Regions from separate parts of the Homo sapiens genome. Here region 1 is linked to region 2. The links are chromatin loops, found by intact Hi-C in ENCODE. Cell type or tissue: heart left ventricle. All regions are shown on one strand.

What was found. Hi-C counts contacts between places; a loop is a spot of excess contacts. Peaks named below come from ENCODE experiments on the same cell type or tissue, not always from the same donor. Only the 100,000 strongest peaks of a DNase experiment are listed, where the experiment ranks them.
Region 1: it touches region 2 in a loop (2.4-fold over the local background); 1 of 110 quality-filtered maps calls a loop at or near these places.

What each region holds. Positions count from the first base shown.
Region 1 is chr12:105,815,398-105,820,397 of GRCh38, reverse strand. No RefSeq gene overlaps it. Among named protein-coding and RNA genes, the nearest start is that of CASC18, 110 kb to the right of the region's middle. In heart left ventricle, no CTCF peak of the experiment used is centred here; no DNase peak of the experiment used is centred here.
Region 2 is chr12:105,980,315-105,985,314 of GRCh38, reverse strand. No RefSeq gene overlaps it. Among named protein-coding and RNA genes, the nearest start is that of NUAK1, 160 kb to the left of the region's middle. In heart left ventricle, no CTCF peak of the experiment used is centred here; no DNase peak of the experiment used is centred here; H3K27ac peaks cover 1,098 bases.

The DNA of each region.
Region 1 (5,000 bases), 160 kb after region 2:
GCTGGAAAAGCCATGGAACCATACCTGGGGAATGGTTTAAAGTCCACACACACCTTCCTCTCTGTACACAGGATGTACACTTGCTAACACAGCTTTAGCCAAGAACTCAAGTCACATAAACACTGCCATCCTGGGCTTCACTTTAATAGAAACATTCTTCTTCTCTTTGTTTTCAGATAAACAAATAGAGATGGATGAAATCCAAAGTGGAAATTAGAATGATGAAAGACTGACATTACATATAGTAATTCTATTAAGCATTTATAATATATCTCCACACATATTATAAAAATCTGAAGGATTTCTATCAAAATATTAGCAATGGGTACCCCTAGATGGTGAAATTAGAAATGATTTTCAACACATCTTCTTTTTTTCTCATTTTTTATTAAAATGTTTTCATAAGTGAACATGAATTGCCTTTGTAATTGGAAAACATTTTTTAAATTTTAAAACATGAGAAGCCAATATATGAAACTGATTGAACTATTTATTACTCTAAAATGTGTAAAAAGCAAAGATGATTGATGCTAAGGGTAGAGGTTAAGGCAATGTATTCAATAACTGAGGGAAGGAAGTGAGAAATCTTCTGGGAATAACTCCTTTGAACTATTCAGTGTGCTGACCCAGCGTCTGACAATGTCACATGCTTATTGGCCTTTACCAGGCAACATTTTTTTCCTGATGTATATACTGAATTTGACATAGCCTCACACATAGATTGCCCGTGCAGGATCTTTTTTTTAAAGAAAAACAACCATTTGTATTCATTTTTTCTCCCAAGTGCTCAAAGCCATAATATCAACTGCAAGTAAATTGTACATGTTGAATGACTGAATGAAGAAACCAAGACAGTAAAAGACATAACCCTTGCCCTGAAGGAATTCACCACTTAGTTGGAGACGTAAAACCCAGTACATGAAACAACTGGATGACAAAATTAAGAAGGGAGTTATAGAAGGATAGTTGGAGAAGGGGGTTAACACTTATTAATGCCTACTGTGTGCAGATTTTGCTAAATGCTTCCTATAAGGTACCTCATTCAGTCCCTTAACCAACCTATGCAGTAGGTATCATTTTCTCCACTGACAACAGAAGGAATCAGGGTTCAGAGAGTTTATTTTCAAAGATGCCACAGCTGGCAGGGCACTGAGCCAGGAAAGAACTTAGGGCCTTCTGAACCCCAAGTCAGTGTTGGATCTGCTCTACCCCCACGCCCCTTCCATGCAGGTCTTGTGTAAGGGAAGAATTTACAGTGAGGGTGTGTACTATGCATCAAGCCTGGAAAGGAAAGAACATGACAAGTGGATTTGGCAAGAGATGTTCCTGTAGTGCTGGTGCAGCCTGGCTCTTTGAATTTATCCATCTTCCTTCCACACACACCCAATAATACATGAAGGTGGGTTCCAACACTCTTGGAGTTGTCTTGATCTAATCCCAAACTACTCACCCCAACTCATCCTATGTCTCATATCCCAGCCTGTTCCAAGCTTCTTAGCCTCGGGTCCTGCAGTTATACCATCCTCTGGTGGTCCAAGGTGTCCCCCTGTACCTGACACTCAACTCCATTTCTCCAGCTTCCCCCTTTGGCTGCCACCTGCACCACAATTCAGCCTCTCTGTCCTATTGTGCTTCCTCGAAGGGTTAAATGCAATAACTTATGTTAAGCACCATCATCATGGTGATATCTGGGAAGCTTTTTGAACATGTCAGTGATGGTTACAGGGACTGGAAGTGGTTAAAGATTTGAGTGCTACTGTCTTTTGGATTTGGATTCAAAGTTTTGCTCTGTTATTTGACTAGCTTCTGCTTTTTTTGGCCTAGGCTTTTGACCTTGGGCAAGTTACCAAACCTATCAAAACCTATCTGGAAAATAGGGATAATGATAACACTACTTCTAGAGTGTTATCTAGAGTTATTAAATGAGAAAATACATGTGGAGCACCTAGCACAATGCGAGTCATAAAGGATTCACCAAACATTATGAATATTATTAATGATACCAGTAATTGCATCATTGCCATGATTACAGAAACTCTGCCTGGAGAACTGCAGGTCTAGTGCCCTATAGCCCAGCAAAAACCCTCGTGAATAGCATTCCCACTGGGCTCACCTGGCAAGTCAAGCAGTAGCTAGACTTTAGAATTCAAGACTAAAAATATCAGGTAGATTCAGCACATTGGAACCCAGAGAAAGGAAGACACAACAGCGAAAGGGCACACGATGTATGCATGTGGCAGGGCAAGGTATAAAACAGAACGAAAGAATTTTCTGGAAGAGGCGTTATAGAAGGAAAACAATTTTTCATTTCATGTATTCATTCATTTATTTAATAAATATATACTGCCAGTTGAGAATCCAAATATAAATAAGACAACTCTCATGGCTTCCAATCTAATGGGGGAGATATTTTCCTAACAAGATCAATGAATACAATGTAAAATGAGTTATACTACTGCAGTTAAAGGATCAAGAAATGGGGTGTTTGATTTTTGTAGATGTGCTTTTTATCAGGGTTTTCAGATGAGAAGGAATTTATGATGAATAGGGAACTCTTTCAGGGCAGAAGAAACAGTATACCTGGAGTTAGAGTCAGGGAGCAGAACATGATGGGTAAGGAGGTAGAAAGGTAATCTGGCATCAGATATTGAAGGGCCTCTATTGACAGGCTAAGGCATAAGTTTAAAATGTTTGGATTTTTTAAATTTGGCAAACACATTCCTAAGAACATACCTGTACTGTGGCTTCTAGTGCTCTATCTCACATGGTCCTGTCTACATCATCAGAAGTTTCCAGTTAATTGCAGGATAAATTCTAAACTCTAAGGAGATTCCAAAAATGATATCTCCTGTTGACTGGATGCTCCTTGCCCCCAGGCAAAGTTTGTAGAACACGCAGTGTGCATCCATGGCTTCATCTTCATTCATGACTGATTGACTTAGAACATTCTCCTTTCCCCCTCTCCTTTCTGTCCTCAGTAAATATTCACAGATCATTAGATGGTGGCACTTGGGAGAGATGATAGATGGCTAGAGAACTCAGATATCTAACTCACCAGCTCTTTTCTAGTCTTTGCATGCTTTTGCAAATAACATTTACCTATTCTATTTAGCCAGTGTAGCTGCTGTCACTTTCCTGGTGAGATGGTAGCAGGTTTGGGGATGGCAGCCTTTAGAGACCCTTGCATTAAGCTCAAGTATAAGTGAGGACACTCAGACTGCGTTAAGGCTCATGACCCATCCCACCACATCCCTCTGGTCTGGGCCTCTCTGTGGTGAACACAGTCCACATCTTCAAACGAATTGCATGTGCTCAATTGCTGAACCATGTAGTCCTGGTTTTGTCTATGCCTGCATTCTTGTAAGATGTCCTCACTATCATACTTTGGGTCAGAGGGAAGTGGGCAGAAGATGATGAAGAGCCAAGAAAGAAAGAAAAAGAGTGCATCCCTGAATGTGGTCCAGATCCAAGAAGGCCAAGGTCAGTGATGCCTAGGCCACAGGGAATATTGGAGGGAGGTGCTGCAGTGTTGAGGTTGGTGTTCCCCCAGGTCCCCTTTCCCTTCCCTTCTGTGGGTGTGCATGAGGCTGCTAGCACACCTCAGCTATCTCCTTCTCTGGAGACTGGACCTTGATCAGATAGGGGATGCCTACCACTGAAGGACCGCCAGAATAATGCAAGCTGGGCCCAGAGTTGCAATGCTGGAGATCATGCTTCCAAGCTCCTGGGGGACCAGCCTGAAGCCAATCTTCAGTCAGGAGCCCATCTTCCCTTAGCTTCCTTCCCCTGCCTTGCCTTGCTTCCCTCATCCCTTCCTCACAAGAGCAGTTCCTCAATAAATGTTTTTCACAAGAATCCCCATCTTAGGCTCTGCTGAACGCTTGCCAGGACAAGGAGCAAACAGCTGAGGACCAAATCCAGGGGGCAGAGTGGGAGAATACATTTTAGGAAAGTAATTTAATTTCCAGGTACCATTGTGTGACATGATGCAAGCACTGTCTAGGGAGGGGTTTGCCAGCAAACCTTGACTTTTACTGACCATAGCATTAAGAGCCATGCTACCCAGGTCCACACTCAAAAGGTTAATATGAAGTATATGCTTAGAGGTTTCATGGCTTAAAGATAACATTTCTTGAGTATTTTTCTTAAGAAAATTTGGGCTTAAGAAAAAGATGAAAACAAACTACAAAGCAGTTCATAGTTGCAATCATGCAAAACTAAACAAACTTTTATAAGCATTTTGATGTTATTTATTTCAAGATTTTTACTGTACATAAGCTACTTTATGTAGATAATTTAGTGGGGTTTTTTTTACTTAATATTAAATGTAAAAACCAAATTGCCATATTTATTTCCTGAATGGGTTGCATATTTACCATTTTACCAATCGTGTTTATATTTATTGTACTCAACCACCTTTCCCCCTAAGCATGATTTAAATGTTGTTTTGTAATGTCAAAAGTAAAGTAATATTTTAATGTCACTTTAATTTGCATTCCTTGTTTGATGATAAGGCTGAACGTTTTCTCACATAATGTTTCTTGGTTGTACTTCTCTTTCAGTCAGTTTTGCATGGGTCCTTGGCTATCTAGCTTTAGGATCAGACATTCTTCTTATCAATGTATAGGAACTCTTCAGGCTCCAAAGACAGCAACACTTTGTCATATGTGTTACAAATATGCCTGCACTTTTCTTGCTCTTTGTTTTCTAGTATTTCCTTCAAACATGCAGACATATTACATTTTTGTTTGCTCAAATTTACTAATGTTTTACTTTTTGATTAATTGATATTATTTTTAAACATGGAAGTTATGAATCCATTTGTTTTTGAGGTAATATGAAAAACCAAAACATTCATGGATGTCAATTTTCTTGGGAAAAAGATGTTGGCTGATTTTTATTTTCTTCTCTTTTTCTTATTTATATTTTCTAAGTGTTCTATGAATAATTAATTTTCGGTAATAAGAACAAAGTATAAGTCATTTTAAAAAATTTCTTCT
Region 2 (5,000 bases):
GTTTAATGGCATCATCACCTGGCTCTGACTCAGAACAACTGTGAAAGGCCACCTAGCTCCATAGTTCCCAGAGAGCTGGAAGAAACCATTTTGGGGGATTGCGTGGCAACTCAACCTTTCCCTCTACCCAGTTTTGCATCCTTATCTCCCTTCCACAAGCATTAATCCCCAAAGAACTCCCTAATGAAAGTCCTGCACTCTGACCTCCATCTCAAAGTCTGCTTCTGGGGAATCTGATGAGCGGCAGCTCTCATCCCCTTCCAGGGTGTTTGATAGGGCAGTGTCGCAGATGGAAGGTCTTGGGTCCTCTGAGTACTGCTCAGAGCACAGCCACCAAGAAGAGCCTCTGAATTCACTTCACAGTGTAAGAGGGGGCAGACTATCAGCTTTTATTGTGTTATGCCACTTAGATTTTGGCATTGTTTGTTCCAACAGCTAGTTCTACTTATTTTGATAAACACAGTCATGTGGGGGATAACAATGTCTGGGTCAACAACAAACCGCATGTATGATGATTGTCCCATAAGATTATAATACCGTATTTTTGCAGTACCTTTTCTATGTTTAAATATGTTTAGATACACAAATACTTCTCATTGTGTACAATTGCCTACAGCATTTGGTACCGTCACATGCTATACAGATTAGCAGCCTGGGAGCAATAGGCTAGACCATACAGCCTAGGTATGTAGTAGGCTCTACCATCTAGGTTTGTGTAAGTGCACTCTATCATATATGCATGGCGATGAGTGTGCCAAACGCCCCATTTCTCAGAATGTATCCCCATCATTAAACAACACGACAGTATACTCAGCCAGGCAAGCTACTGATGCAGCGAGAGGCTTGCAGGAACCGAGACTTAACCGTGAGAACCACAGATTCACACACACCATCTCATACTCACTATAGCATCTGCCCTGTGAGTGGGATGGAAGTTCAGGTCACTCAGTCCATGCCCATTATATTGTTCTCTTTCAGTCTGTTTTGTTTTCTGTCTCTCTCAGCACATGGAGCAGAATTCTCTTGTCAAATATAGGCATGATGTGATTGCACCTCTATCCCTGTTTGAGCCCTGACCATCAAAGTAACTTCGAGCAACTTGCATTCTGCAATGGTTGAAGAATGTAGTGTGTGGACGTCTGAGAGGAGGATAAGTGGGGCATCAAATCAAGCCCAGATGTCAGTCTCCCCAACTCCAGCTGTTGGTTGGGACAGAACTCAGAGGAAGAGCCCTCAGTGGGGGTTCCTAGGAGCTGAACAACCCTACTGCTGGCTACCCGCTGGGCGTGGCTGCACTTGTGTCAGCCCCAGTGTAAGAGCATCTGCAGAGGCAGCTGAAGCCCAGCAAGGTCTTTTGTCCCCCACTCCCTCAAAGTCATCCTAGGACACAGGTGTGCATCCCTCACAGCTGACCGACTGAAGATGAATCAGCTTCCCTGAAAGACGTGCCCCACAGGAGTGTGTCAGCTGAAACTCATCTGAAGGAGCCTGATTCCCTCCCTGACCACAGCTAATGAAAATGTTTGGCTCGCCTGGAGAAGAATCTGTGTTATTCTTTAAAGGAACAATGCTAACCACAGATGTACAGCATCTGGCATGTGGCAGATGTTTCCCTGAGTGAGAGGAACAGCAACTGGACCAGCCAGTTCATGAGATACCTTTGGGTCTAGGCATGTATTTTCCTGATTTCAGCTCTGGATTTTGCTTCTCAAAAGTTCAGGGGAAGTCCAAATGCCTCTTCCTATCACATGATATTTTCATAATATGCTCCCTGGCCTCTTATCTTCTATGATTCTCAATGTATATGCTTGAGAAAAAGACCCATACCCTTGTCCCTAGGTCCTTGCTCTTGCTGTTCTCCATGTTTGTTCCGCCATTTCTCTTTTTTATGAGTCAATTTGTTAGGGCTCTTTCCACCGCAAATGAAAGAAACCCAATTTGGACTGGCTTTAAGCAAAAAGCAAAACCGCAAAAAGCAATCCCCAAGCTACAGTTATTGAGTAAAATGTAACTTAAAAATCCAGGACCATTTGACATCAAAGTCAGGTATTGCTGGATTCAGGGATTCCAGTGATTTTTCTAGGACCTGGTTTTGTCCATTTCTCCATGTCTAGACTATGTTTTCTTCCTTATTGGCTTCAGTTTCAGGCAGGCACTGGATGATCTGTCCCTGGCTGCTTCAGGCTACCAGGTTAGCAACTTTATAGAAAGAGATTGCTTCTTTTGCAATAGTCCTGGGGATGGGACTGATTAGGCCATCTTGGGACACAAACATGTTCATCCATGAGCTAATCACAGTAGTCAAGGGGATGAGATTCCCATGATTTTCCATGCCTGGGTTCCCTGCTCATTCTTAGGGCCATGCAATGGGGTCTTTCCCCAAAGGGTATCAGGATCCTATTATGAGAATGAGGGTGAATGGATGTGGCACAAGAAGAATCAACAGATATAATTCATAGTCTGCTTCTCAAGGTCAAGTTCATCTTAGGCCTTTCTGTAACTCTGACCTTCCCATGGAGGTTTTCCTGGTGACCTCAGTCCATGTCCCCTTCTCTGTTCACTGTAGCACTTCATTGATGAATGTAGGATTGTACATACCTCCTCTGCCTTGCTGGTTGTGTCTGGAGGGACTTCCTGGGCAGTAGAGGACATGGAGTGGGATGTGGTTAGAATATGAAAGGCAAAAGTCACCTTGTATTTCCTTTCTTCATTTGAAACACAGTGAAATAAAATGGAAACAAGAAAGCTTTGAATTGGGAAAAAAAATTCAACAGTTAACAGGCAGTTTAGGGTAGGGAAGAAATGGGTCTTGGTAGCAAGGACTGGTGGGTGATACCGCATGTGTATGACTGCTTCTCCACCTCAGGCTCCCCAGTAGCTGCCTCCGCCTTCAGGTAGAATGCCAAGGTTTGCATACTTTGGGGCCAGCTGGGTGCTTATTTCGTCTGTGCAAATCATTGAGCGTTTGGTGGCCAGTGCTTTCTGCCTTATATTTCTCTCACACAACACTGTGTGGCTGGCACTTTGCTGAGTGCCTAATAATTACTCAACAAGTTTTTGTTGAGGGAAATCGTGTTGTGCCTGCCAGCACTCAAGCCGGCAGTCAAGAGGTCTGGGTTGTAATCAAGCCTCTTGACCTTGACCAGGCTAAGTAGCTGTGCAGAAAAGCACTGAGCAGGATACCAGCTATTTTTATCTAGTGTTTCTAGATCACAATAGTTACATTCCGGTTCACTTGCAGTGACCCTGTGACATAACCCAAATGCTGCAGGGTAAGGCTGTCGAGGTCAAATCTAAAGCAAAAATTGGGTATAATCGAAATGTCCCTGGAACCTCCTATAAATCATCCATAAAGTAGAGTTTAAAAAGTTTTCGGATTACAGCCAAATGCAGTAATACTTGTAAATTATGTGGGATGGATATAGTAACACATTGCATATTATTTAGTGAGAGCATATATTCTACAGTGCAATATTGAAGTATACCTTTATGGGTTCAGTACAAGATTCTCACAAACAGGAAGTTAGAGAAGAGCAACTCCGCATATCTGGCTTTGGTATTACTCTGGGGCACAGATGCCTGGAGTGGATTATCAAGCAACATCTTCAGTACTAATTAAATCATTATTTTAAATTGTTATTTTTCTTTCTCTCTCTTTGCTTTTTACTGAATGCAAATGAATGGATTTATGTAAATTAACTGTGCAATGAATTTTCCCTAGTCTTATTCAATTAAAAATGTTGATTATAGATTCAGAAGGTGCCAGGCACTGGGCTGGGTGTGGGGACTTCAGCAATGAATAGAATGGGCGTGGTTTCTGGCCTAACGGAACTTAATAGTCTTTTCAAATTGTTTTACAAATGAAGAAACTGAAGTTCGATAGAGGTAACTGCCAAATATTACACAGCCATTGAAGAGCAGGGCTGGAATTTGAATCCAGATCTTCTGACTTTAACTCTGAACTTTTCCCAGCTACTCTCTGCTGGCTTCCATGGTAAGTCAAGTCACTTCCAAAGTCAAGGCCAGAGGCCTGGAGTTCATTACTAAAGAAAAAGGCCGCTGGGACTGGCCATTTGCCTTGGCACTGGGATTTGGAATTGAGTTCATATTTGCTGTTGAATCGTTCCCTTCAGTAATGGGATAGCTTGGAATGGAATGGTAACGAGAGCCCTGTTTGCTCCAGAGGGCCCACTCCCTGTCCTGCCCACCAGCCATAGTGGTTGACCACCCTCTTTAAGCCCTCTATTGATTACAAAGAGTCAATTTCTTTCTGATGCAAATGGCTGAGCTCAGGGCAGTTAGAGCTGAGCCATGGCCCCTCAAATTACTGCCTTCCGGACTAAATATGTCAGGCAGCCTTCCCGAGGGTCCTTGTCATGGACAAAGAGACTGGTTCCGGGCTTGCATCTCCCTGCTTTGGTATCTGATGTGTGTACATTCCTTCCTCATGTGTACCCGCAAGTGGCCCAAGAACCAGGGTGCCCCCCTCTCCAAAGAGCCCCAGCTCTCTGTGAGCCTCTCAGGCCCCATCCTTGGAGGAGGAGGCTGCCAGCAAGACCCATCCAGAGCTTGCGGTTTGCCCTGGCCCTCAATGTGCTGACCCAGCCCACCACAGGGTGGTGGCGCCAGGCCTGGGCTCCTCCTCAACTGGGCAGAGCCATCTGGATGAGTTAAAGAATCATCTTCATCTTGAAAACAGTGGCAACTCCTGTCCTGTGACCCTGAGCCAGGGCAGATTTTGCATCGTCTGCTCTGTTTCATTAAGGACAAGTTTTCAGGGAGCAGATGCTTGAGTTAGAATTGATTCCTTTCTATTGCTCCTGTCAGAAAGACAGAAATAAAACATTTAATCTAAGGAAAGTTGGCTTCTCACACAGACTTGTGGATTTGCCCTTTGGAGAAATGTCACTAATGGCATTTTAATCATGCTTTATGTGCCTGGAGACCAGTAATGAGAAGAACTTCTTATTTACCAAAGCAACTGCTAGCCCCTTAATGAT